6 separate regions of the Homo sapiens genome follow, and regions 1, 2, 3, 4 and 6 are each linked to region 5. The links are chromatin contacts, found by Hi-C or POLR2A ChIA-PET in ENCODE. All regions are on one chromosome and are shown on one strand. Each heading gives the region's core, a stretch centred on a gene start or an enhancer-like site at or near the end of the contact. The rest is flanking DNA. Distances are from core to core; before and after follow the strand shown.

Region 1 (4,325 bases), core at 206-2,705, 690 kb before region 5:
CCTCTGTGTGTTCCAGGCTGGCTGCTGTGCAGGGGAAGGTGTGGCAGCCGGGCGGGGCGGTCTCGCCTGGGGCCACTTGGCTCTTCCCTGGGCAGGCACGCAGGGGCCTTGTCAGAAATAGCTCTGGGCTCCCACTTTGGTAGGGCTCACCCTGTGCCCAGAGCTTTGGCATGCCAGAGTTGGCAGAGCCTGCGTCCCAGCTGGCAGTATCTTCCCCTGCTGTTTTCCAGATGAGGAAACTGAGGCCAGGTACAGAGGCTCACGCCTGTGATCCCAGCACTCTGGGAGGGCGAGGCAGGAGGATCGCTTGAGCTCAGGAGTTTGAGACCAGCCTGGGCAACATGGCGAAGCTCGGTTTCTTTCTTTCTTTTTAAATTAATTAATTAATTAATTAATTAAATTTTTTAGACTTTAAGTTCTAGGGTACATGTGCACAACGAGCAGGTTTGATACATAGGCATACATGTGCCATGTTGGCTTGCTGCACCTATCAACTCGTCATTTACATTAGGTATTTCTCCTAATGCAATCCCTCCCCCAGGCCCCCACCCCCCGACAGGCCCCAGTGTGTGATGTTTCCCGCCCTGTGTCCAGGTGTTCTCATTGCTCAGTTCCCACCTATGAGTGAGAACATGTGGTGTTTGGTTTTCTGTTTCTGTGTTAGTTTGCTGAGAATGATGGTTTTCAGCTTCATCTGTGTCCCTGCAAAGGACATGAACTCATCCTTTTTTATAGCTGCATAGTATTCCCTGGTGTATATGTGCCACACTTTCTTAATCCAGTCTATCATTGATGGACATTTGGGTTGATTCCAGGTCTTTGCTATTGTGAATAGTACCGCAATAAACATACATGTGCATATGTCTTTATAGTAGCATGATTTATAATCCTTTGGGTATATACCCAGCAATGGGATCGCTGAGTCAAATGGTATTTCTAGTTCTGGATCCTTGAGAAATCACCACACTATCTTCCACAATGGTTGAACTAATTTACATTCCCACCAACAGTGTAAAAGCGTTCCTATTTCTCCACACCTGTGATCCCAGCACTCTGGGAGGCCGAGGCAGGAGGATCGCTTGAGCTCAGGAGTTTGAGACCAGCCTGGGCAACATGGCAAAGCTCTGTTTCTTCAAAAAGAAAAAAAATTACCTGGGCTTGGTGGCAGACGTCTGTGGTCCCAGCTGCTACTACTCAGGAGGCTGAGGCAGGAAGAATCACCCGAGCTGGGGAGTTTGAGGCTGCGGTGAGCTAAGATGGTGCCACTGCACTCCAGCTTGGGTGATAGAGTGAGACCCTGTGTCAAAAACAAAAAGAAAGAAAGAAAACTGAGGCATTACAGTGTCCACATAAAAGCCCAGGGAGGGAGAAGGGGCCCTCTTCCGATGCCAGGCAGGTGCCAAGAAGAGAAGCTTCACCGCACAGAGCAGACCCCCCGGATCTTTCTGGTCTTTCTAAGCCAGTTTCCTCCTGTGGGAAACTTATATTTCAGAGGCCCCTGGGCACTTCGTTAATCAACAGAGAATCATGTGATAGGAGGGTTCTTTCCTTTCTGGATAAATCATATGATTAGCTTGTCTCTTGAGGTACGTAATCATTTTTTAAAACGCTATATATATTTTTAAGAGATCTTACTCTGTCACCCAGGCTGGAGTGCAGGGTCACCATCACAGCTCACTGCAGCCTCAAACTTCAGGGCTCAAGGGATCCTCCTGCCTCAGCCTCCTGAGGAGCTGGGACTACAGCTGTGCACCATCACGTCTGGCTAGTTTTCTCCTTAAGTGTTTTTTTTTTTTGTAGAGACGAGATCTCGCTATCCTGCCAAGAAAATGCTATTATTTATGGAGCACTTAATTTGTACCAGGTCTGGTCCTAAGTGCTTTTTTTTTTTAATCTATATTAACTCATTTACTCCTTAAAACATCTGCAATGATGTTGTCATTCCCATTTGACAGAGGAGGAAACTGAGGCACAAGTGACTCACCCAGCTGAGACTCAGATCCACAGGCCGGCAGCCCAGCCCTGGAGTCCCTGCGATGAGCCCAGGGGAAAGTCTCCACTGGGCACTAACATGTCTTTAGCGCCTCCGTGACCCTGAGGCTTAGCAGGTGTCTGTATCCAGCCAGAATTCAAGGACTTGGTTTTGTGTTCCTCATATTTATATTTATTTTTAGGTTTCCCTACTATCTGGGGCAATGAGGAGGGTTTTTCAGTGAGGATGCCGAAATCAAGTCTCCTTGTTACATGAGTAAATTCAAGATGCAGAAGTGATGAATGCTAAGGAAAATATAGTTCAGTTGTTCAAAGGGGGAGATTGCAGCGATGGAGAAAAAAGTCACTAATGACTGAAGTCAGAGAACTATTGTCCTGGGAATAATCAAACATCCACAGTCCTAGAATTTACCCCTTCCTGTCCCGGGCTCCTGTGGGGGTGGCCTGGGCTGTGGGGGAGGGGAGTGAACACCAGCAGAAGCTGGAAGGAGAGAGGGCCAGACCAGGTCTGGAGGGATTTTGCCTTTTTTTTCTCAGAAAGCCAGAAACTCCAGCTAGAACCCCAGGGCTCAACGTCCCTTCTCTGCAGATCAGACGGGCAGGTCAGACAGCTGGCGTCTGCAGAATCTCAGGGAGGTAGTGGCACTTCCTGATGCCAGGGATTGTCCCTACACCCCTTCATGGTGATCATCGACTCTTCTTAATTTAATTTTATTTTACTGTATTTTAGAGACAGACTCTGGTGTTGCCCAGGTTGGAGTACAGTGGCGCCATCTCGACTCACTGCAACCTCCGCCTCCCGGGTTCAAGCGATTCTCCTGCCTCAGCCTCCAGAGTAGCTCGGACTACAGGTGCCCACCACCACACCTGGCTAATTTTTGTATTTTTATTTTATTTTATTTATTTGTTCATTCATTTATTTATTTTGAGACAGAGTCTCGCTCTGTCACCCAGGCTGGAGTGTGGTGATGTGATCTCAGCTCACAGCAACCTCTGCCTCCTGGGTTCAAGAGATTCTCCTGCCTCAGCCTCCCAAGTATCTGGAATTACAGGTGCAAGCCACCACGCCTGGCTAATTTTTGTATTTCTAGCAGAGATGGAGTTTCGCTATGTTGGTCAGGCTGGTCTCGAACTTCTGGCCTCAAGTGATCTGCCTGCCTTGGCATCCCAAAAGTGCTGGGATTACAGGCGTGAACCACAATGCCCGGCCTGAAACATTCTTTTTAAATTTTTATTTTATTATTATTATTATTATTTATTATTACTTTTTTCTGAGACGAAGTCTTGCTCTGTCACCCAAGCCGGAGTGCAGTGGTGCTATCTCGTCTCACTGCAATCTCTGCCTCCCGGGTTCAAGCAATTCTCCTGCCTCAGCCTCCCGAGTAGCTGGGATTATAGGCACCTGCCATCGCATCTAGATAATTTTTGTATTTTTAGTGGAGACAGGGTTTCACCATGTTGGCCAGGCTGGTCTCGAACTCCTGTCCTCAAATGATCCACGCGCCTCAGCCTCCCAAAGCGTTGGGATTACAGGCGTGAGTCACCATTCCTGGCGGCTTTCTTGAGTCTCTCCAATACTTCTCACCATCTCCCTTCTTCCCTAGCAACCATCTGCCCTCGAGCCGCATTAGGCTGTCAGCCCCCTGAGTGACTTTTGTCTTTTTCTCTGCAGAGCACCAGCACAGAGCCTGTGCTGAGTGGGGCCCTATATGGTAAACCATGCAAATTAGTAGTACTCCTGCCACTCCACTCCGCTGCCGCCCAGCTAAAGGAAGCCTCCTTCAGCCTCGCTGATCTGGTCCCTGCCGGGGTGTCTGCCTATGTTTCTCCGCCTTCTCTTTGTCCAGAAGTCTCAGTCCTGCTGACCTATTTTGCAGCTTCTGGACAACCTCTGCAATGATGGGGGGTGCGAACATGGTCCTCATTTGTCAAAAGGGGAACTGGAACCTGGGGGTTTGGGGCCCCTGGCCCCAGGTTGCTCAGCTAAGAAGTAACCCAAGATTACCTGTAATCCCAGCTGCTTGGGAGGCTGAAGCAGGAGAATTGCTTGAGCCCAGGAGATGTAGGTTGCAGTGAGCTGAGATCGCGTTATTGCACTCCAGCCTGGGCGATAGAGCCAGACTCCGTTTCAAAAAAAAAAAAAAAAAAAAAAGAAGCAACCCAAGATTATCCAACCAACAATAATAATGGTATTATTAATTATATTAGTATAATTTATTGTTATTATTTTAGAGACAGGGTCTCTGTTGCCCACGCTGGAGCACAGTGGCGGTGGCACAATTATGGCTTCAGGCAACCTGCACGTCCTGGGCTTATGTGATCCTCCTGCCTCA
Region 2 (4,264 bases), core at 1,219-3,718, 900 kb after region 5:
ACTTGTGGGCAAGCCATGCTGGAGACCCTTCCCTAGAGGGGCAGTGCCCAGCCCACGCGGGCAGGACAGGAATGTGGCCCCTCTCCTTCCGACAGCGCCTGCCCTCTCAGGGCAGTCCCCACACCCGAGCTTTCTAGGTGTCTCCCTTTTTCTATCCCCAGATGTCCCTCCCACCTTCAGCTCTACTGCGGCCTCCTCCTACCCCGACCTCCCCGGGGCTGCAGAGAGCAGGGTGATCTGGCCCAGCCCGCAGACCCCGGGCTGGTTCCGCTGGCCTTGAGGAACTGCCTCACACCCCCACCTTGAGACGGCCTCCCATGCAGGGCCACTCCTGGTCCCAGGCATGAGCCAATGGTAAGCCAAGGCCTCGCTGCCAGGTCTCCCGGAGTTGCCCCGTTCCCTCTCCTAAGGGACGGGCAGGCAGCTCTGGCGGGCGGGGGTCAAGTGAGGCCTGCCCAGCCTCCTGTGAGCCCCAGGCTGTCCACTGGAGCAGAAGGGGCTCCCTAGGGCTCCTGAGCAGGATGGAGGGTGGGCGAGGGCCCCTCACCTCCACCCTCCCGTCCCTAGAAGCCTCATCTCCCTATCGGCCGCCCACCAGCTCGGCTCCCTTCCCTGTGAGCCAAACCCACCCAGCAAAGTGGCCTCAACACAGGTGGGCCCCAGCACCCTGCCCAGACTGCTTGAGGGCTTCTCCCGCTTGGGGATGACACCCCAGTCTTGTCCAGGTGGCACCTCCTTCCCCAGGAACCCCCAAACCCAGGGCTTCTTTCCTGGCTATGCCTTGTCCCTCTGCCTGGAAGGCACTCCCAACTGGAATGCCATCACAGGCAGTGGCCTTCTCAGGGAAGAAATGGCAGCCCCTTCCCCATCATGCCTGTGTTCAGCTCTGCAGCCAAGCCCTGGGGCTGGGAGTGGCCCTGGAAGACGGTGTGGGGCATGGCGGCCACCCCCCTCAGCCTGTTTCTTAATCCAAACAAAGGGCTGTGTCCCCCCAACAATTGTTCATACGTTCAAGTCCTAACCCCTGTGCCTTAGAATATAACCATACTTGAAGATAGCATATTTAAAGGGGTAACTGAGTTAAAACGAAGTCAAAGGATCAATGACTGTCTTCACTGAAAGAACTTAGGACACAGATCTACACACAGAACAGCAATGTGAAGATGCACCAGGCCAAGGAGAGGTCTCAGAAGAAACCAACCCCACTGGCGCCTTGATCTTGGACTTTGAGCCTCTAGAACTGCGGGACAATCCATGTCTGCTGTTTAGGCTGAGATAGAGCAAGTGTGAGCAGGGAGCCACCAAAGCCACCGGCAGGGGCACCCTGGGGGACAGTGTGACAGTGTCCTGCACCCCAGCCTGTGGGTTTGCAGGGGATAGGGACAGTGACCTCAGCCAGTCCCTCGAGCCCCTGCCTGCTTCTGCCCAGCTTCTCCCTCCACGGGAAAGCCCCCCCTCCCCCAGGGTCCCTCACCACTCTGCTTCCCGTGGCACTGGCCTCTGGCACGGCTGAGGGTCAGCTCTGTGAAAAGCGGGCCCAGCATACCACAAATGCCAGCCAATACTGCCCCATGTCCCTGGTGCCCTCCAGCCCAGGGCTCGGCACACAGTGGGCTTCAGGAGGTCCTGGTGAACCAGGTGCCACCTGTTACAGATTCCACGGGTCTCCAGGGACCTGGGGCCCTTTGGAGCAACACCCTGGGGAGCGAGAAGGGAATAAAGGCATCTGCCCTTCCTGGTTTGCAGGAAACAGCAATGTTACTGTGCATGCTTGGGTATTTGATTTTTCCTCGAATACCTATGTGATATGGATCAAATAGCAAGATTCTAGCAGAGGAAACAGTTAAGTGTTTCCAGGGGAGAAGCTCAAAGTCCCAGGACACGGTGTAGCCCCCTGGGACGGGCAGCAAGTCCAGGGTGGACACTGCTTGATTTCTCGAAGCCGTTCCTGCAGGGAGTGATCACCTGAGGCAGATTTGCAAGAATGTGGAGGGAGGTGTAAAGGGAGGACGCCCCAGCCAGGCCCCCAAGAGCGACTGCCACGGTACAGAAGGTTCAAATAAATCAGTCATTTTTGAGCTGCTTTTCTTCTTCTTTTCAATGAAGATCTTCCTCCCTTGGTTTGGGGGGTTTAAAAAAAAGAAATTGGTTTTTGGGAGGAGCGGTTAAGAATTCTGCCTGCTACCATTTCAAGCTGAGGTTTCTGATGCGCAAAGAGATGTTCAGAGAGATGAAAAGCTTCGTTCACACCAAGAACTGCCTGTGCCTGGTTTTGCTCTGTTGCCGAAACCGTTGTTATTTAGAAATCATGACTATGGTAATATGAAACCAGGGCACATCAACTGCTGGCCTCTTGTTTTCAGAAGGAACATCAACAACAACAACGGTTTTTTTCTCAGTTGTTAGTGTTTGTGCTTTGGTAAGAGAGGAGATTTTGGACCTGACACGTGTGAGGTCAGCCGAGTGCCCGGTCCAGCTCTCGACCTTGCTAATGACCAGACGCTTTGAGCAAAGAAAGCCCCCGGCATCACTGTAGGGCCACGGCCCTCAGCCCAAACTTCCCACTTTTGCTCAGCGATTTATTTTTAGCGGCTGTATTTTTCAAACCTTCTAGGTCTAGTTCCTGCTTTTATGTAACCACTTCTGCTAACTCCTTAATCGTTTTTTCCGATTTTGTGAGGTATAGCTTATCTCAAACGTGACAAAGTAACTTTAATCTGCCTCCAGGCCCTGAAGCAAAAGCTGCCACGCGCACCCACGCCAGGGTTTTATACTTTTTTATGGCTCCAGAAAACATGAGTAAGGAGAGAGCTTTACTGACGCGCATTTCAGAAAAGGGGATGGAAATCATGAAAACAAAACCCAAAAAAGTGGGTATAGAAACATCTGGGAATGATGGCATCAAACCAGGTGCCAGGCATCATCCTGGCACCTGGTTCGATGCCATCAATCCTAGATATTTGCAGCGGGAACTACCGGGGACCACAGCAGACGGCAGTGAATAAAGACAAATGAAATTAAAGACCCTCTTGGGTGTGCTGACTGCCTACCGCAGGGAGACTTCATTAACAGGGGGCAAGGGATACAAGACTGAAGAAAACACAAAATAGAACTTATTTTCAAACCACAGCAGTTTCAACAGTTACCCAAGCGGTGTACCGAAACCACACACAGGACTGACTTTAGCAAAAACAATATGAACCAAATGGTTTACCACAGTATGTGCTGTTAAAAAAAAAAAAAAAAAAAAAAAAAAAAACTTGGTGGCCGGCTCCACCCTGATAGAAATTTCTTTAATTCTCCTATTTCTCAAGCTTCTTCTCGAGGCTGCGCACGCCCCTAGCACCCGGGATCGGGGCTGTGATGGGGCTGGCTCTGCTGCACTAGCGTTCTTGGTCAGCAAAGTTTTTCAAGGTTCTGACTTTTCTATCTTGCTTTGCAGGAAGCCCTCCGCTTAAAAGCATCCTCAAGAGCTGGGTGCAAAGCAAAAAAAAAAAAAAAAAAACCCAAAAAACAACAAACAAACAAAAAATTGAATAGAAATATACAATTGCAAACCATAAAAACGGTGAATGCTATAAAAACCTTGGAAAGGAAACTCTCTTGGTTTAAATTTTTTGCTTAGGAGGAGCATAAAAGGTTCAGGTGAGGTATGGTCTCAATCAATCCGATTAATAAAAATATTAGTAATAAACATGAGAGTGAGAGAGAGAGAGAGTGTGTGTGTGTGTGTGTGTGTTTGATCCTGGCTAGGTTCTGTTTATACAGTTCAGTTCAGTGCTGTACTTGGAAAATGCAGTTCTGCAGATGAGAGATACATACAAAAACAAAAAGAAAACAAAAAAATACAAAACAAGGGTTTGTGGTCAGGGAAGCTGCCCACCTTCGCTATTATCCTATACAACACAGAACGATCACACAACTCTCACTCATCCTACACAACTGTGGACACACATACACAACCATCATTGATCCTACACAATGGGACACACACACACAAGCATCACTGATCCTACACAACAGTGGACGCACACATACAACCATCATTGATCCTACACAACAGGGGACACACATGCACAAGCATCATTGATCCTACACAACAGGAGATGGCTACACAACTGTCATTCATCCTGCACAATATGGACACTCACACAACTCCCATTCATCCTACACAACAGAGGATGCCCACACAATTGTCATTCATCCTGCAGAACACAGACACCCACACAACTGTCATTCACCCTACACAACAGGTGATCCCACA
Region 3 (4,063 bases), core at 993-3,492, 860 kb after region 5:
GAGAAAGGCAATTCAATTCCCAAAGCACACAAGCAGGCCCATCTCCCAAGCGCTGGTAGAGAATTCAGTGTCACACAAGATGTCACCTACTTCCACAACAAAGAAAAGAGCCTGTGTGAACTCACAATAGCCATTTGGGGTAAGGTACTATTCTTATCTGCATTTCGAAGATTGAGGAGGCAAGCCCAAACAGCCAAAGCCACTGGTTCAAGGTCACACAGCGCGTGCTCAGTGGCTGAGGCTGACTCGCAGCCATTTCAGTGGCAACTGCAGAAAGCAAGTTTGTATTCAACTTGAAGTCTCCGGTGACTGGGTTTGGTGGGGGCTGCAGAGGGGACCCTGCAGAGTGCATTTCTGCAGAGGCTGAGAGTCCAAGCTTCCAGGGCAGGAGCTGCCTGCATCCCTCACCACCTGGCTCCAAGTTCCTCCTTGGGATGCTCTTCCTCCCATACCCACATGGTCCCCAATGACTTTTTCACATTAGCTCACATTTCACCCCCTGGGTGAGATTCAGAATTTCCCCATTTTCTCCTTCCCACTCCCTCATCTCACACTCACTTTCTAGTCCCTTCTACTGCTCCATTTTTCTTTTTAAACCCCTATCAGTAAGGCCAGGCGCAATGGCTCACACCTGTAATCCCAGCACTTTGGGAGGCCGAGGCGGGTGGATCGCCTGAGCCCAGGACTTCAAGACCAGCCTGGGCAACATAGTGAGACCCCGTCTCTACAAAAAAATACAAAAAAAAAAATTTAGCCAGGCATGGTGGTGTGCACCTTGTAATCCCAGCTACTTGGGAGGCTAAGGCAGGAGGATCTCTTGAGCGCAGGAGTTCGAGGCTGCAGTGAGCTGTGATTGCACTACTACACTCCAGACTGGGCAACAGAGGGAGACCCTGTCTCAAAAAAACTCAAATGAATAAACCTCTATCCTTCCCTCCTTCACTAAAGTGGAGGTCCCCTAGGGCAGGGATCTTGTCTATCTCTTGGTTACTGTGTCCCCAGTGCCTACCCAGGGCTGGCAGACAGTTGTAACAGGAGTGACAGTCCCTGGCCAGCAGGGATATGGTGTGGGGGACAGAGGTGGAGCATTGAAGGGACCCATTGGGCAGCATTGTCCTCTGATGCCCCCGATGCTGGAGCTGTATTGGGGGAATGACTGTCATCACCGTCCTCTGAGTTACTTAATTCATTTATGGAAGTCAGTAAAGGAACCCAGCCTGCCTGTGCCTGCCGCAACTCCAACTTCTCCCAGCCACCTCTGCCTCAGTTTCCCTGCACTTGACGGGCTTATTGAGGTTGGGGAGGAGGGGGTGGGTGTCTCAAATGTCAAAGATTTAATGTGTCTTGATGTTACCACACAAAAGTTTTGTTTTGTTTGTTTTTTTGAGACAGTCTCCTCTGTCACCCAGGCTGGAGTGTAGTGGTGTGATTGTATCTCACTGCAGCCTCGACCTCCTGGGCTCAAGCGATCCTCCCACCTCAGCCTCCCACTACACCCAGCTAATTTTTTTTATTTTTTAAGAGATGGGGGCCACTGTGTTGCCCAGGCTGGTCTTGAACTCCTGGCCTCGAGTGATCCTCCTGTCTCAGCCTCCCAAAGCGGTGGGATTACAGATGTGACCCACTGCACCAGGTCTACACAAGGTGTTTTTTTTTACAGGGTGATGTGCACACGGTGGGTCCCTCTGGGTGGTCCCACAACAGATGAGGGGCCCAGCCTCACCCATCCATGAATCCTGGAGACTCCAGACTTCCCATCCATCCAGGGTTCTGCAGCCCTCTCTGAGGCTGGAGCCAATCTCCCCTTCCGTCAAGGGATCCGGGGAGACCGCCAAGCCCGGTGCTCCCCTGAGAGTCTCTGAGAGGCCCCGACACCGCCCCCGCTCCAGGTCCCCGGGATGCTCGCGCAGGCGGGAGCCCGGGGCGCCCGGGGGATCCCTGAGCGTCACGCCGCTGTTGTGGAGCGCGTGTTGACAACGTCGCCGGGGAGACGGGCGGGGGCGGGGCCCGGGAGAGGGGGAGGCGCGGCCCTGGCGGCGCGCGAGGGGCCGGGCTGTCAGCGCAAGGCCCAGGCCGCCGCAGTGGCCACGGCCGCTGCCGCCCGCCGGCTTATATACCGCGGCTAAATTTAGGCTGCGCCCGGAGCTCGTCCCCATCCGGGACGCGTTTCCGCCGCCGCCGCTTTGGCCCGGCCCCCGCGCGCGCCGCGCCTATAAGGCTTGGGCGGGCCCGGCCGCGGCCCACAGAGCCGTCCCCGCCCGCCCGCGCCCCGACCAGCCCGGCCTCGGGCAGCCACTCACCGGTGTCCCCGTCCGCGTCCTTTCTCCCCGGGTCCCGGCCATGGCGCTGAGTGAACCCATCCTGCCGTCCTTCTCCACTTTCGCCAGCCCGTGCCGCGAGCGCGGCCTGCAGGAGGTGAGGGCGGCGGGGACGGCGGGGCGGCCGGGACCGTGGGCGGCGGGCTCGGGGTAGTAGAACGTGGGCTGCGGGGTGACAGGACGCGAAGGCGGGGACTGCAGACTCAGGAGAGGAGGATGCGGGCCACGGGGATCGCGGACTTAGGGTGGTAAAAGGCAAGCAGCGCCCCCCGAGCCCCGCCGCCCGCTCACGCCCATTGCCCTGTCGCCCGCAGCGCTGGCCGCGCGCCGAACCCGAGTCCGGCGGCACCGACGACGACCTCAACAGCGTGCTGGACTTCATCCTGTCCATGGGGCTGGATGGCCTGGGCGCCGAGGCCGCCCCGGAGCCGCCGCCGCCGCCCCCGCCGCCTGCGTTCTATTACCCCGAACCCGGCGCGCCCCCGCCCTACAGCGCCCCCGCGGGTGGCCTGGTGTCTGAGCTGCTGCGACCCGAGCTGGATGCGCCGCTGGGGCCCGCACTGCACGGCCGCTTTCTGCTGGCGCCGCCCGGCCGCCTGGTCAAGGCCGAGCCCCCTGAAGCGGACGGCGGCGGCGGCTACGGCTGCGCCCCCGGGCTGACCCGTGGACCGCGCGGCCTCAAGCGCGAGGGCGCCCCGGGCCCGGCGGCTTCGTGCATGCGAGGTCCCGGGGGCCGCCCCCCGCCGCCGCCCGACACACCGCCGCTCAGCCCCGACGGCCCCGCGCGCCTGCCCGCGCCCGGTCCGCGCGCCTCCTTCCCGCCGCCTTTCGGTGGCCCTGGTTTCGGCGCGCCCGGGCCCGGCCTGCATTACGCGCCGCCTGCGCCCCCAGCCTTCGGTCTCTTCGACGACGCGGCCGCCGCCGCGGCAGCCCTGGGCCTGGCGCCCCCCGCCGCCCGCGGTCTCCTCACGCCGCCTGCGTCCCCGCTGGAGCTGCTGGAGGCCAAGCCAAAGCGCGGCCGCCGCTCTTGGCCCCGCAAACGCACCGCCACTCACACCTGCAGCTACGCGGGCTGCGGCAAGACCTACACCAAGAGTTCGCATCTGAAGGCGCATCTGCGCACGCACACAGGTGGGCGGCACGCACGAGCCAGGAGCGCAGGCGGGGGGACGCGGGAGGAGAGGTCGGATTCCCAGCGCGCGCCAGAAAATGAATTTAGGACCTCCCTTGGGGCGTGGCTCAGGGGGATCTGGCAGGTGGTGCACGCTTAGGACTCCCCAGGAGGCGTGGCTCGGGAGGTTGGTTGGGGGGGCACACAGGAACACTCCCTAAGGAAGTGTGATCCGAGAGGTTGGGGTGGGGGCTTGCACGCTTAGGACGAGGGGGGCCTCCGGAGGTTGGGAAGAGCACTTAGAAAACCTCCTGGAGGCGTGGCTAGGGAGACAGTCTCAGAAAGTTGGGGAGGGGGAGCAGGTTTAGGAGCCGCTGGGCACTTGGCTCAGAATCCCCGGGGCTGAGGCTCAGGTAGTTGGGGAGTAGGTGCGCGTTTAGGAACCCCGGGGAGATGCTGCGTCTCAGGAAGTTGGGGAGGGCGCTCAGGCTTGGGACTCCTCTGGGGACAAGGCTCAGGACCTTGGGGAGGGAGTGTTCGCTGGGAAACCTTGAGAGATTCCGTGTCTTAGAATGCTGGAGAGAGGGTGCATGCTTAGGACCCGTCGGGGAGCGTGGCTGACAACAGTGGGGAG
Region 4 (4,370 bases), core at 703-3,202, 980 kb after region 5:
CTTCCCAGGCGCTAATGAGCAACAAGATCCGCAACCAAGAGAAACAAGGCCTGGACTAATCCAGAAGAGTCGCTGAAGGACACAGCCCAGAGCTCCAACCTCTGCCCATCCATGCTAAAGGCTCATCCGGCTCGAACACTTGATGACCACCGGATGTCACTCTCAAAAGACCTACAGCTGAGGGAAAGCCCAGGGAGTATGGCTCAACCATTGCTCATCACCACGGGAGTCCATCTGGGTAACCTGGAACAATGACAGTGGTCAGAGGTTTTGATCTAATTACACATATGTCAGGTTTTGCATATGCAAAAGCAGAAGGGGGAAGAAAGAAGGTACAGCACCAGGCCCCAACTGCCACTTCCTCTTATGCCAGGCTTCTTCCCAGGAACAATGGACTCACACCTGCACGCTGCCCTGATATGTCATTGCGACAGAACTGAAGACACATGTTGCTAATGACATAAATCCCCAGCCCCAGGCAGTCTGTCACTGGCCCCTGTGCAGAGACCTCTTGGCCCCCAAAAGGAAGATTCACAGCTACTGGGAAAGAGCCCTCTGTATGCTGAGAGCAGCCTCTGGAGCTGCCCACCCATGTCTGACCCCAAAGTGAGCCTGGGGCCAAGCCCGAGGCAACAGCAGAGAGGGGACGCACCAGGGGATGAGGCCTGCACCGTAAGAGGCTGCAGGTGGCACCAGGATGGCCGTAGGAATGGAAGGAAGTGCAGCAGAGCTGACCCGATGTGTTCTCCTGACCCAGCCCACTGTGCTGAGAAGACGCCATCTTCGCCTCTGCAGTGTGTGAATTGTTGATGAGGTTCAGTGTAGCTTTCAGCTCGGTCTTTCAGTTGCTCTTCCTAACTCAAAATGCTAAGAGACAACATGCAAAGTTCCTGTGGCCTCCTCACTTATCCTCCAGCCCAGAAACAATTTACAAGTGGGATGACAGAGAGAGGGGCACAAGGAGAAGGACAAGTTCACATCCTTCTGCTCTGAAGGCTTTAAAACACCGCAATTCACACAAGCGCCTGTAACTGTAACCCAGGACAACAGCAGTTGAGATGGAGAAACCCAGCAGAACCACCTCGGAGGAGAAACTGTCTCAGGATTGTGTTCTAACGACTCCTAAGCAGGGTTCACCCAACTCTGATCCCCGCACGTGGCCGAGGGCAGGACGCCTCCTACATCTTCATGCCTGGCTGCCTCCTGCCCAAACTCTCACTCTCACTCTGCTAGCAAAGTACGCGCTCTTGTGCAAAACAAACCAATGATCATCAGCCTTGGTTCAAAATGACTTTTGGAAAGCAATCCATTTTCACTGTAAAATGTTCAGAGAAGTACCTATAATCCCTTGTTTCCTATCCAGTACCTCTCATCCTCCCGACAACGCTAAAGGGCAGGTAATATTACTAGTCCAGTTGACAGGTGGGGAAACTGAGTTTGCCCTACTCAGGACCACAACAGCCAATGAGCAACAGTCAGTGAAGCACCCAGGATAGGTGGTCCTGGAGTCAGACCCTCACCTACTGTGCACCCTGTAATGACAGCCCAGGTGTCACAGGGCTGTGCACCGGACCACAGGACAGCCTCATGCATATGCTGGCCTGGGAAAATGCACGTCCGTGATGACGTGCTGGAGCATTTTATTAAACAGAAGAGGTCAAAAGGCAACACTCAATTTGAGCATATAAATGGACTTGAAAGCCAGTGTTTTCGATGACCTGCCATTTCCCCAGGAAAGCTGAGACCCCATAATGGCTATGTTTTTCAATGCCACTGCCAAGTTTTGCAGGAAGTTAGGCATATAACACTGAAACACATCTCAGTCTGAGTTCCTACTTAGAAAAACATATGGATGCAAAAACATAGCCCGGAGTAGAGCTTGCTTGATAATCCTTCCATTTCTGCCTTCCCCTTAGAGGCCCCCACAGGCCTTGCACAACCATCACCCAATGTGAGCCCAGCCCTCCCAGCAGGCCGGCCCACATTCTGCGGGTGAGATAACCTGGCTCAGTCATGTGGCAAGCACGGGGCAGAACTGGGACTTGACTCAAAACATTCAAAAGGCATCAGGGAAACGCTGGGGTATGTCTAACCTTCCTGGACTGGATGGGCAGCTCTCTCCAACTGCTCCATCAGAGGTTTCTACAGCAGAGCTAAGGTAAATGTTACCAAGAGAAGGAGAAGACTTGGCAAGTGAAAAGAGAGCTTTTCCAAATCACAAGGAAAAAGACATCTCAATTAAAAATGAGCAAAGAGAGAGGCAATTCAGAAAGAAGAGATGCAGCAAAGTTAGAAAGAAAATGTTCCATCTCACTAGTAATTTAAGTATTACAGGGCCAGGCACTCTGGCTCACACCTGTAATCCCAGCACTTAGGGAGGCCAAGGTGGGTGAATCACCTGAGGTCAGGAGTTCAAGACCAGCCTGGCCAACATGATGAAACCCCATCACTACTAAAAATACAAAAATTAGCCAGGCATGGTGGCAGGTGCCTGTAATCCCAGTTACTCAGGAGGCTGAGGCAGGAGAATCACTTGAACCTGGGAGGCGGAGGCTGCAGTGAGCCGAGATCATACCACTGCACTCCAGCCTGAGCGACAGAGCAAGACTTCATCTTCGGAAAAAAAAAAAAAGGCAGAGAAGCTAAAACAATTCTGAAAAAGAATAATAAAGTGGAAAGAGTCAGTCTACCTGATTTCAAGACTGACTCTATAGCTAGAGTAGTTAAGACAGTGGAGTATTGGCAGGGGGCGGGCACAGACAGTAATGCACAGAACAGAATGTAGAATCTGAGAAACAGACACACACAGATCTGCCCAGTGGATTTCTTGACAAAGGTGCAAAAGTATTTCAGGAGGAAGGAAAGCCTTTCCACAAAGGGCACTGGAGCAATCGGCATCCATAGGAAAAACATGGGCCTCGAACTAAAAGTCTTATGCCTCGTACAAAATGTAACTCAAAGTGGATCATGAATTCAAATGTAAAACATAATCCTCAGGATCTAGGGCAAAGCAAAGAGTTCTTAGACTTGACACCAAAAGCCCGATTCACAAAAGGAAAGATTGGCAGACAAACTTTATGTTTGCACTGTGAAAGAGCCATGTAAGGCCTGGCGTGGTGGTTCATGCCTGTAATCCCAGCACTTTGGGAGGCCGAGGCAGGAGGATCACCAGAGTTTGGGAGTTCAAGACCAGTCTGACCTACATGGAGAAACCCCATCTCTACTAAAAATGTAAAATTAGCCAGGCATGGTGGCGCATGCCTGTAATCCCAGCTACTCGGGAGGCTGAGGCAGGAGAATCGCTTGAACCCGGGAGATGGAGGTTGAGGTGAGCCGAGATCACACCATTGCACCATTGCACTCCAGCCTGGGCAATAAGAGCAAAATTCCGTATTAAAAAAAAAGGGGGGGGGAGAAAGGCCGGGCGCGGTGGCTCACACCTGTAATCCCAGCACATTGGGAGGCCAAGGTAGGCGGATCACCTGGGGTCAGGAGTTCAAGACCAGCCTGGCTAACATGGCTAAAAATACAAAAAAATTAGCTGGGTGTAGTGGTGTGCACCTGTAATCCCAGCTACCCAGGAGGCTAAGCCAGGAGAACTGCTTGAACCCAGCGGGCAGAGGCTGCAGTGAGCCGAGATTGTGCCACTGCACTCTAGCCTGGGTGACAGAGCAAGACTCCGTCTCAAAAAAAAAAGCCAGATAAAAAGGTGAAAAGGCAAGCTACAGACTAGAAAGAAAGGTTTGCAAAGCACATATCCAACAAATGACTACTATCTAAAATATATACTAGAGAGCTCTCAAATTCAACAGCATAAAAAAGAAAACAATCAAATTAGAACATGGGCAAGCCAGGCATGGTGGTGCGTACCTGTAGTCCCAGCACTTTGGGAGGCCAAAGCAGGAGGACTGCTTGAGCCCAGGAGTTCCAGACCAGCCTGGGCAACATAGTGAGACCCCATCTCTACATGAAATTAAAAAACTAGCCAGGCGTCGTGGTGCACACCTGTAGTCCCAGCTACTCAGGAAGCCAAAGCAGGAGGATTGCTTGATCCCAGGAGTTCAAGACCAGCCTGGGCAACATAACAAGATCTGATTTCTTAAAAAACAAACAAACAAACAAACAAACAAACAAAAAAACACGAAGAAGAAAAGAACATGGGCAAAAGATCTGAAGGCAAAAAGACATTTTACCAAAGAGGAAATATAGCAGATGGCAAATAAACGTATGAAAATATGTTTAACATCATTAGCAAAAAGAAGAATGCAAATTAAAACCACAGTGAGATGCCACTGCACGCTATCAGAGTGGCTAAAATAACAAATAGTGACAACATCAAATGCTGGTGAGGATGCAGGCAAACTGGGCCA
Region 5 (3,800 bases), core at 301-2,800:
ATTCCTGAGCCCTAATTCTTGTGATATCCATTACTCTTCTAGATCCCCCTGTGTGACACTTAGCACCATCTGTCATTTTTTTTCTTTCTTTTTTTTTTTTTTCTTCCATTGAGATGGAGTCTCCCTCTGTCGCCCAGGCGGGAGTGCAGTAGTGCAATCTCAGCTCACTGCAACCTCCACCTCCCGGGTTCAAGCGATTATCCTGCCTCAGCCTCCTGAGTAGCTGGGAGTACAGGTATGTGCCACCATGCCTAGATACTTTTTTTTTTTTGTATTTTTAGTAGAAACAGGGTTTTGCCATGTTGGCCAGGCTGGTCTCGAACTCCTGAGCTCAGGTGATCCACCCACCTTGGCCTCCCAAAGTGCTGGGATTACAGGTGTGAGCCATCATGCCTGGCCCATCTGTCATTTTCTTGTTGATGGATTTCCTGTCAATTCCACTACACTGTGAGCTCCATGGGGCAGGGAGGGTCATCTGTCTCTTTCACTAGTGTGTCCTCAGTGCCTAAATCAGGGCCTGGCACATACAATAGAAGCTCAACAAACCTCTGCTTGAATAAATGAATGAATATGAGCAAATAAAATTATATACTCTCCAAAATGGAGATCATTATTCTCACTGAACTGATGGAGAGGCTGAGGCTTAAGGGCTCAGAACAAAGACACGGAAGCTAGAAGGTAGGAGAGTAGGAGGCAGGCTGAAGATGGATATCCAGGTAGGAAAGGATGGGCCTGAGCCATTGAAGGAGAGACCCGTTGGGGCCAAGAGCCGTTTAGCCTCTGGACAATACTATCACGGGTTTACATTCACTGTTCCTTCCTCAGATGGACCCTCTGCCCACAGGACCCCGGCAACTCCTCCTACCCTCTTTAGGGGGAAAGAGGGAACAGGGTAGCTGGGCCCCAGCGGCTTCCTGCTGGGCTTTTGCACTCCCCACAACTTCCTGTGTCTGTATGGTTGATGCTCCGGAGGCAGACAAAACCCAAGCATCCGGCTTCCCAGCCCGGCCCAAGCTCAGGGTGGGGGAACCATGTACCTGGGGCCTCCTGCTCCGGCTCCGGGTCTGGCTCCGGCGGTGGGTTCTTATGCCTCCCCCAGAGGGCCTTGGAGAGTCGAAGGCGACTGGTCCGTGACTCCTTGGGAGGCGCAGATAGGACCCGACGGAATATCGAGCGAGGGGCTGGCTGGGTGCTGACCATGGGCTCCTGGTGGCTCAGGGCCCTGCCCCAGCCAGCAAAGCGGCCCCAGCGGAACCCTCCAGCCGCCTTCTCCCCACCGCCCCCTGTGTGCCAGCGGTAGGAAGTCAGCGGAGAGGTGGCTGTGGGCTGGGTTTGGGAGGTCCGGCTTGGCGACGGTGGGTCCATGGTTGGGGGGGGGGGTCTCCTGGGGGACGAGAGAGTGACAGTAGTGCCCAGTGTCTGTCCACATACTGCCCTCATCTCGGCCCCCTCCCCACCCTCAGCTCTGCCTCCAGGAATCCCCCTGCCCCCACCTCCACTCCCTCCCTTACCTTGGTTTCCTGACCAGCCCCAGAATCAGCAGCCGTCTGCACCCCGCCTGGCTTCCTCCCTCGGAACCCAACTCCACGTGACCCTCTCTGTCCCACCCCACCCCACAGCCAGGCTGGGAGGGCACAGTGCGGGCAGGTTGCTGGAGGTTCGAGGGAGGAGAAGAGAGGAGGTGGGTTACCAGGCTTCTAGCAAGAAGGACCCAGACTGCCTCCCTGACGGGGAGGCAGCACTTGCCCCTCTCTCTGAGCCTCCGTTGCCTTCTCTGCAAAATGAGTACAGGCTGAACAAATGCTGGCGAGAATACAAAGCACCTAGAACTCTAATCCACAGTTGGCCGGAGTGTAGACCCATTCACTCATGTTGGGAAACGGTTTGGCAGGATCTACTAACACTACTAGCTGGATCTTCTCTGACTCAGCAATTCCATTGCTAGGTAGACGTCCAATAGATATGCCCCCCCAGCACAATGCATAATAGCCCCACATTGGAAGCAGCCTAAGTACCCATTAGTGGGAGAAGGAATAAATTGTGATCTCTTCGCACAGCAGAATATCATACAGCAGTGAGAACAAACTAAAGAATGATTTAACTTGGGTGAATCACAAACAATGTTGAGCCAAAACCAAAACCAAAGCCATAAAATGCCAGTAATCTGAGCTATTCAGGAGGCTGAGGGAGGAGGATCGCTTGAGGCCAGGAGTTCGAGGCTGCAGTGAGCTGTGATCATGCCTGTGAATAGGCAGTGCACTCCAGTCTGGGTGACATAGGGAGACCTCATATCTAACTTTTTTTTTTCTTTTTCCCCTCCCTGCCCTCGGGAGACCCCATCTCTAAAAAGCAATAATAAATAAATTTAAAAACCCCAAAACAATGAAGAGTATACACTTTGTGATTCCATTTACATAAAGTCCTAAAGCAGGCAAAACCATGTCTAACAAGCAGGGTATCAGTTTCTTTTGGAGGCACTGGTGGCTGGGAAGAGGGTACAAGGGGGGCTTCTGGAAGATGGCAAGATTTATTATTACTCTTATTATTATTAATTGATTTATTTATCGAGAAGGAGTTTCGCTCTGTCTCCCAGGCTGGTGTGCAGTGGCACGATCTTGGCTCACTGCAATCTCTGCCTCCCGGATTCAAGTGATTCTCCCTACTCAGCCTCCTGAGTAGCTGGGACTACAGGTATTCACCACCATGCCTGCCTAATTTTTTTGTATTTTTAGTAGAGACGGGGTTTCACCATGTTGGTCAGGCTGGTCTTGAACTCCTGACCTGAAATGATCTGCCCGCCTTGGCCTCCCAAAGTGCTGGTATTATAGGCGTAAGCCACCGTGCCCGGCCCTTATTATTATTATTATTTATAAATGAGGTCTATAAAAATAATATAGATCTCATAAAATAAAAATATAATATTTATATTACATAGTAATATAAATAATATTACATTATACATAATATGAATATTATTATTTTTTGTAGATGAGGTCTGTCATCCAGGCTGGAGTGCAGTGGTGCCATCATAGCTCTCTGTAACCTCTAACTCCTGGGCTCAAGAGATCCTCTCGCCTTAGCCTCCTGAGTAGCTGGGACTACAGCTGCATGCCACCACACCTGGCTTATTAAAAACAATTTTTTTGTTGTTGTTGAGATGAGGGTCTTGCTTTGTTGCCCAGGCTGTTCTTGAACTCCTGGCCTCAAGTGATCCTCCCACCTCAGCCCCCTAAGTAGCTGGGATAATAGGCACATGCTACCATGCCTGGCCTATTTTTTTTTTAATTGAGGTAAAATTCATATAACACAAATTTAGCATGTTCTTTTTTTTTTAATAAGATTTTTTTTTGAGACAGGGTCTTGCTCTGTTGGCCAAGCTGGAGTGCAGTGGCACAATCACAGCTCACTGCATTCTCAACCTCCTGGGCTCAAGCGATCCTCCTACCTCAGGCTCTCGAGTAGCTGGGACTACAGGTGCATGCTACCTGACTAATTTTTAACTTTTTGTTTGTTTGTTTTTTGTAGAGATGGGGCCTCACTATGTTGCCCATGCTTGTCTTGAACTCCTGGGCTCAAGCAATCCTCATGCCTCAGCCTCCCAAAGTGCTGGGAATACAGGAATAGCATCAGCCTCTGTGCCCAGAGAGACGAAGCCTTGTTCTGTCACCCAGGCAGGAGTACAGTGGCTATTCCCAGGCATGATTGTGGGTCACTGCAACCTTGAATTCCTGGGCTCAGGCAATCCTCCTGCCTCAGCCTCCTGAGTAGCTGGGACTGCAGGTGCATGCCACCATGCCTGG
Region 6 (4,348 bases), core at 1,849-4,348, 680 kb after region 5:
AGAACAAGACATCATCTCAAAAATAAAAAGGCCAGATGCAGCAGCTGACACCTGTAATCCTAACACTTTGGGAGGCTGAGGCGGGAGGATCACTTGAACGAGACCAACCTGGCAACATGACAAAACCCCATCTCTTCAAAAATCCAAAAATTAGCCAGGCGTGGTGGTGGTGCTCCTGTAGTCCCAGCTACTCAGGAGGCTGAGATGGGAGGATCACTTGAGCCCAGGAAGTAGAGGCTGTGGTGAGCTGAGACTGCACCACTGCACTCCAGCCTGGGCAACAGAGTGAGGGGACCCTACTCAAAAAAAAAAGAAGAAGAAAAAGAGATTAGCCACAGAGAGGTGAAGTGAGTTGCCCAAGGCAGCTCAGCCCATGAGGTCTGAGGCCCAAGCCAGAGTCTCCCCCAGGCAAACACAAAGGCCTTGCTTGAATTAAGTCACAACAAAGAGTCCTGATTCTCTCACTCCCAACTCATCTCCATGTGCTGTGCTGGAGAGTTGCCTCTCCTAGCATCTTCACATGATTAAGGAGGGCTATTATGCCCATTGCACAGATGCAGAACTGAGGCTCAGAGAGGCTGAGCAACTCACCTTAGGACACACAGCAGGTGAGTGAGAAGCAGGGCTCCACGTGTCTCCTGCTTAGACCTTGTTGACCACAGAGGGCAGACGAGGTGCTGCTGTTGCCGAGGAGGAGCAGGGGGGTGAGAGAGGCACCCAGGGTGAGCCTGGGGTTATCTAGCCCAGCTGGGCCAGGGCAATAGGCCCTTGGGGAGGCCCCCAGTAGGATCTGGGCCCTTTCTGCCTGAAAGGAGAGGAGGAAGTAGTTTTGTTTGTCTGCCTGGGGTACGAGCACACGGCCAGAGCTGGCCAATCTGTTAGGCACACAGGGCCTGCACCCAGGACCCAAGTGCTGTGTGGGACTTCCCAAAGGGCTTCAGCTTATTTAAAATCAGAAGAAAAAAAACTGAACATCCTAATAATAAATATACAATAAGGAATCCAGCCTGGACCACATCGGTCTTAATGCCAACACAGTTGTAAAATAGAATTTTAAGCTGGCACGGCGGCCCACACCTGTAATCCCAGCACTTTGGGAGGCTGAGGCGGGTGGATCACCTGAGGTCAGGAGTTTGAGACCAGCCTGGCCAACATAGTGAAACCTTGTCTCTACTAAAAATACAAACATTAGCCAGGCGTGTTGGTGGGCACCTCTAATCCCAGCTACTCAGGAGGCTGAGGCAGGAGAGTCACTTGAACCAAGGTGGGCGGATCGCTTGAGCCCCAGGAGTTTGAGACCAGCCTGGGCAACACAGCAAGATCCCATCTCCAAAAAAAATATTTTTTTAATTAGTCAGGTGTGGTGGTGTGTGCCTGTAGTCCCAGCTACTTGGGAGCCTGAGGCAGGAGGATCACTTGAGTCCAGCAGTTCAAGACTGCAGTGAGCTATGATCATACCACTGCACTCCAGCCTGAGTGACAGAGTGAAACTCTGTCTCTAAAATAGGTTAGTCAATTAATAAAAATATTTTAAAATATTTTATAATGGAGGAAGTCCTGGTGTGGACCTATGCGTGCCATGAGACCCCAGCCTGTCCAGGCTCAATTCAGTTTCAAGGCCTTTGTGCCTGCTCTTCCCTCCCCCAGCCTGGGCAATATAGCAAGACCCCATCTCTACAAAAAAATATACTCTTTCTGCACTACGCACTCCCCAAATCAAGATGATTCCTTCTCACCCTCAAATGCCCCTTCCTTCACGTCAGTTAGGTCACCTCTGTGGGTTTGTGCAACTGCTGTTCCCACTTCCTGTTTCCCCTTTGGATTTTTTTGTTTGTTTGGGGTTTTTTGTTTTTTTGTTTTGTTTTGTTTGGTTTTCGTTGGTTTTGTTTTGTTTGAGACGGAGTTACACTCTCGCTGCCCAGGCTGGAGTGCAGTGGTGAGATCTCAGCAAACCGCAACCTCCACCTCCCGGGTTCAAGCGATTCTCCTGCCTCAGCCTCCCAAATAGCTGGGATTACAGGCATGTGTCACCACGCCGGGCTAATTTTGCAGTTTTAGTAGAGACGGGATTTCTCCATGTTGGTCAGGCTGGTCGCGAACTCCTGACCTCAAATGATCTGCCCACCTTGGCCTCCCAAAGTGCTGGGATTACAGGCATGAGCCACCGCACCCAGCTGGTGTTTTTTTGTTTGTTTGTTTTGCGGGGGACAGAATTTCCCTCTGTCATCCAGGCTAAAGTGCAGTGGCGTGATCTCGGCTCACTGCAGCCTCTGCGTCCCTGGTCCAAGCGATTCTCTTGCATCAGCCTCCTGAGTAGCTGGGATTACAGGCACCCGCCACCACGCCTAATTTTTGTATTTTTAGTAGAGACAGGGTTTTACCATGTTGGCCAGCCTGGTCTCAAACTCCTGGCCTCAAATGATCCACCCGCCTCGGCCTCCCAAAGTGCTGGGATTACAGGCGTGAGCCACCGCGCCCAGTTTCTGTTCCCCCTTTGTTGCTTTTGTTTTTGTTTTGAGAAGGAGTCTCACTCCGTTGCCCAGGCTGGAGTGCAATGGTGCGATCTCTGCTCACTGCAACCTCCGCCTCCCGGGTTCAAGCAATTCTTGTGCCTCAGCCTCCTGAGTAGCTGGGATTACAGGCGTGCGCCGCCACACCCGGCTGATTTTCGTATTTTAATAGAGACGGGGTTTTGCCATGTTTGCCAGGCTGGTCTCAAACTCCTGACCTCAAGTGATCCGCCTGCCTCAGCCTGTCAAAGTGCTGGGATTGCAGGTGTGAGCCACCGCACCCGTTCCCCGTTCTCCCTTTGTAATGATGTCTCACTCCTCTTCACTGCTTGATAGATTATAGATGCCAGGAGTCAGGGGGCCTGCACCTGTCTCCGTGTCACCCCTGTGTCCTCCAAACAGCAGGCACACAGTAGGTGCTCAATAACAACTTGCTGGGGGCAAGACAGGAGCAAGCTGTCTCTGCACCTGTGGCACCAGATGCTTTGTTGGACTGCAGACAGGGTGACTTGAGCTGTCCTTGTTCCGCCCCCAGGGCTCACCTGCTTGAGGAAACAGGAACTGCCTCGGGGCAGCCAGCCCCGCCCCATTGACGTGCAGACCTTGAATCGAAACCCAGGCTCCTGCAGGCACTGGCACAGCTACAGCGAGGGCCTCGGCCATCCAAGGGTCTCCCAGGTATGTGACCCAAGAGCCTCAGCCCTCGAGGAGACAGAACGTGGGGGCTGGGCTAGGCCAGAAGGAGGGACAGGGCTAGTGGGGCCTGGGGTGGCAGGAGGGATTTTCTAGGGGCATGGGGGAGAGCTTCGTGGAGGAGGGGGTATTTGTGGTGACCACAAATGGAAAATGGAGCTGGAGTTAGGGAAAAGGGGGTCTTGGCAAGACAACAGCATGAGCAAAGGTATGGAGAGGCAAGAGAGAGAGAGCAAGGATGTCTTTAGGTCTAGAATGTGGGTAGCGGGGAAGTAGAGGAGGCTCCCAGGCCAGGGTCAGGAGCTTGAATTTGAGCATGCGGTCTTTCATCACTAGATAGCTGTTCACCAGCAAAGACCCTTGCACCCTCCTCTGTGCCAGGCCAGCACCAGGACACAGAAAAAAACAACAACACAGGAACCTAGCCCTAAGCCCTGATCCCTAGGAGGCCCTCAGGCTGGTGGAGACAGAGCAAGATAAAGACACTCTAGCTCCATGGAGTCATGGCTGGACCAGAGAGAGGAACAGGGGGGAACGTTGGGGACAGAGAGGGGTGCCAGGGTGTTGTCTGGGGGGAGATGCAGGAAAGCTGCCTGGAGGAGGGGACATTTTTACTGGGTTTTGAAGGATAAATAGGAGCTCTTCCAAGTAAAAAAAAAGAATAAGCCTGTAAACATTACCCCATGATAGGTCACAACTGGATTCATGAATATTGTATATATATCTCTATATATACACAGTGCTAGCTAAACTTTCCTAGGTAAATATCATTATTCCCAAATTAAAGACAGAAATACAGGGACAGAGAGCCATTAAGTGACTTATCTGAGGTCACACAGCGGCTAAGTGGGCGAGCTAGGGTTTGAACCCAGGCCATCTGGGTCGAATTCTAGGCTCTTTTTTTTTTTTTTTTTTTTTTTTGAGACGGAGTCTTGCTCTGTCGCCCAGGCTGGAGTGCAGTGGCTCGATCTCAGCTCACTGCAAGCTCTGCCTCCCGAGTTCACGCCATTCTCCTGCCTCAGCCTCCCAAGTAGCTGAGACTACAGGCGCCCGCCACCACACCCAGCTAATTTTTCGTATTTTTAGTAGAGACGGGGTTTCACCATGTTAGCCAGGATGGTCTCAATCTCCTGACCTCGTGATCT

Evidence for each region. A loop is a pair of places that touch in the nucleus more often than their neighbours do. ChIA-PET counts read pairs that join two places held with the same protein, here RNA polymerase II (POLR2A). Pooled maps may share reads with other maps.
Region 1: a map with no recorded cell type shows a loop between it and region 5 (4-fold over the local background). The contact joins the promoter of ADGRE2 here to the promoter of RASAL3 in region 5. A Hi-C loop is called at or near these places in 2 of 37 single-sample maps with no recorded cell type and 1 of 50 pooled maps.
Region 2: a map with no recorded cell type shows a loop between it and region 5 (18-fold over the local background). The contact joins the enhancer-like site here to the promoter of RASAL3 in region 5. A Hi-C loop is called at or near these places in 4 of 37 single-sample maps with no recorded cell type and 5 of 50 pooled maps.
Region 3: a loop to region 5 is called in a pooled map, with 4 times the contacts of the local background. The contact joins the promoter of KLF2 here to the promoter of RASAL3 in region 5. A Hi-C loop is called at or near these places in 1 of 37 single-sample maps with no recorded cell type and 5 of 50 pooled maps. POLR2A ChIA-PET finds 5 or more read pairs at or near these places in 1 of 52 experiments (GM12878).
Region 4: a pooled map shows a loop between it and region 5 (20-fold over the local background). The contact joins the enhancer-like site here to the promoter of RASAL3 in region 5. A Hi-C loop is called at or near these places in 4 of 37 single-sample maps with no recorded cell type and 4 of 50 pooled maps. POLR2A ChIA-PET finds 5 or more read pairs at or near these places in 1 of 52 experiments (Panc1).
Region 6: a map with no recorded cell type shows a loop between it and region 5 (6-fold over the local background). The contact joins the promoter of HSH2D here to the promoter of RASAL3 in region 5. A Hi-C loop is called at or near these places in 6 of 37 single-sample maps with no recorded cell type and 3 of 50 pooled maps. POLR2A ChIA-PET finds 5 or more read pairs at or near these places in 1 of 52 experiments (naive thymus-derived CD4-positive, alpha-beta T cell).

What each region holds. Positions count from the first base shown.
Region 1 is chr19:14,777,105-14,781,429 of GRCh38, forward strand. ADGRE2 (adhesion G protein-coupled receptor E2) reads right to left here and starts at 1,456. Exons shown (of 21, transcript NM_013447.4): 1 at 1,153-1,456.
Region 2 is chr19:16,364,268-16,368,531 of GRCh38, forward strand. All of the region lies in intron 22 of EPS15L1 (epidermal growth factor receptor pathway substrate 15 like 1), which reads right to left. Among named protein-coding and RNA genes, the nearest start is that of KLF2, 42 kb to the left of the region's middle. RefSeq lists enhancers at 2,074-2,143, 2,294-2,523. Within about 2 kb of position 2,469, at least 14 of the 41 ENCODE cell types and tissues checked have a DNase peak (open chromatin) inside an H3K27ac peak, as active enhancers do.
Region 3 is chr19:16,322,584-16,326,646 of GRCh38, forward strand. It overlaps KLF2 (KLF transcription factor 2), which reads left to right and starts at 2,243. Exons shown (of 3, transcript NM_016270.4): 1 at 2,243-2,415; 2 at 2,633-3,449. The coding sequence starts at 2,341. It overlaps KLF2-DT (KLF2 divergent transcript), which reads right to left and starts at 2,087. Exons shown (of 2, transcript NR_186323.1): 1 at 1,724-2,087. RefSeq lists a promoter at 1,553-2,388, silencers at 1,761-2,490, 2,581-2,830, 2,861-2,910, 3,381-3,470 and enhancers at 2,038-2,810, 2,811-3,581.
Region 4 is chr19:16,445,144-16,449,513 of GRCh38, forward strand. The region is part of intron 1 of EPS15L1 (epidermal growth factor receptor pathway substrate 15 like 1); the gene reads right to left. Among named protein-coding and RNA genes, the nearest start is that of EPS15L1, 25 kb to the right of the region's middle. RefSeq lists enhancers at 1-823, 558-637, 748-807. Within about 2 kb of position 1,953, at least 32 of the 41 ENCODE cell types and tissues checked have a DNase peak (open chromatin) inside an H3K27ac peak, as active enhancers do.
Region 5 is chr19:15,462,994-15,466,793 of GRCh38, forward strand. RASAL3 (RAS protein activator like 3) reads right to left here and starts at 1,551. Exons shown (of 18, transcript NM_022904.3): 1 at 1,512-1,551; 2 at 1,038-1,384. The coding sequence starts at 1,365. RefSeq lists enhancers at 775-914, 1,015-1,144, 1,785-1,894.
Region 6 is chr19:16,140,587-16,144,934 of GRCh38, forward strand. It overlaps HSH2D (hematopoietic SH2 domain containing), which reads left to right and starts at 3,099. Exons shown (of 6, transcript NM_001382417.1): 1 at 3,099-3,188. RefSeq lists enhancers at 2,392-2,441, 2,540-3,234, 2,722-2,881, 2,962-3,221, 3,362-3,441 and 2 more.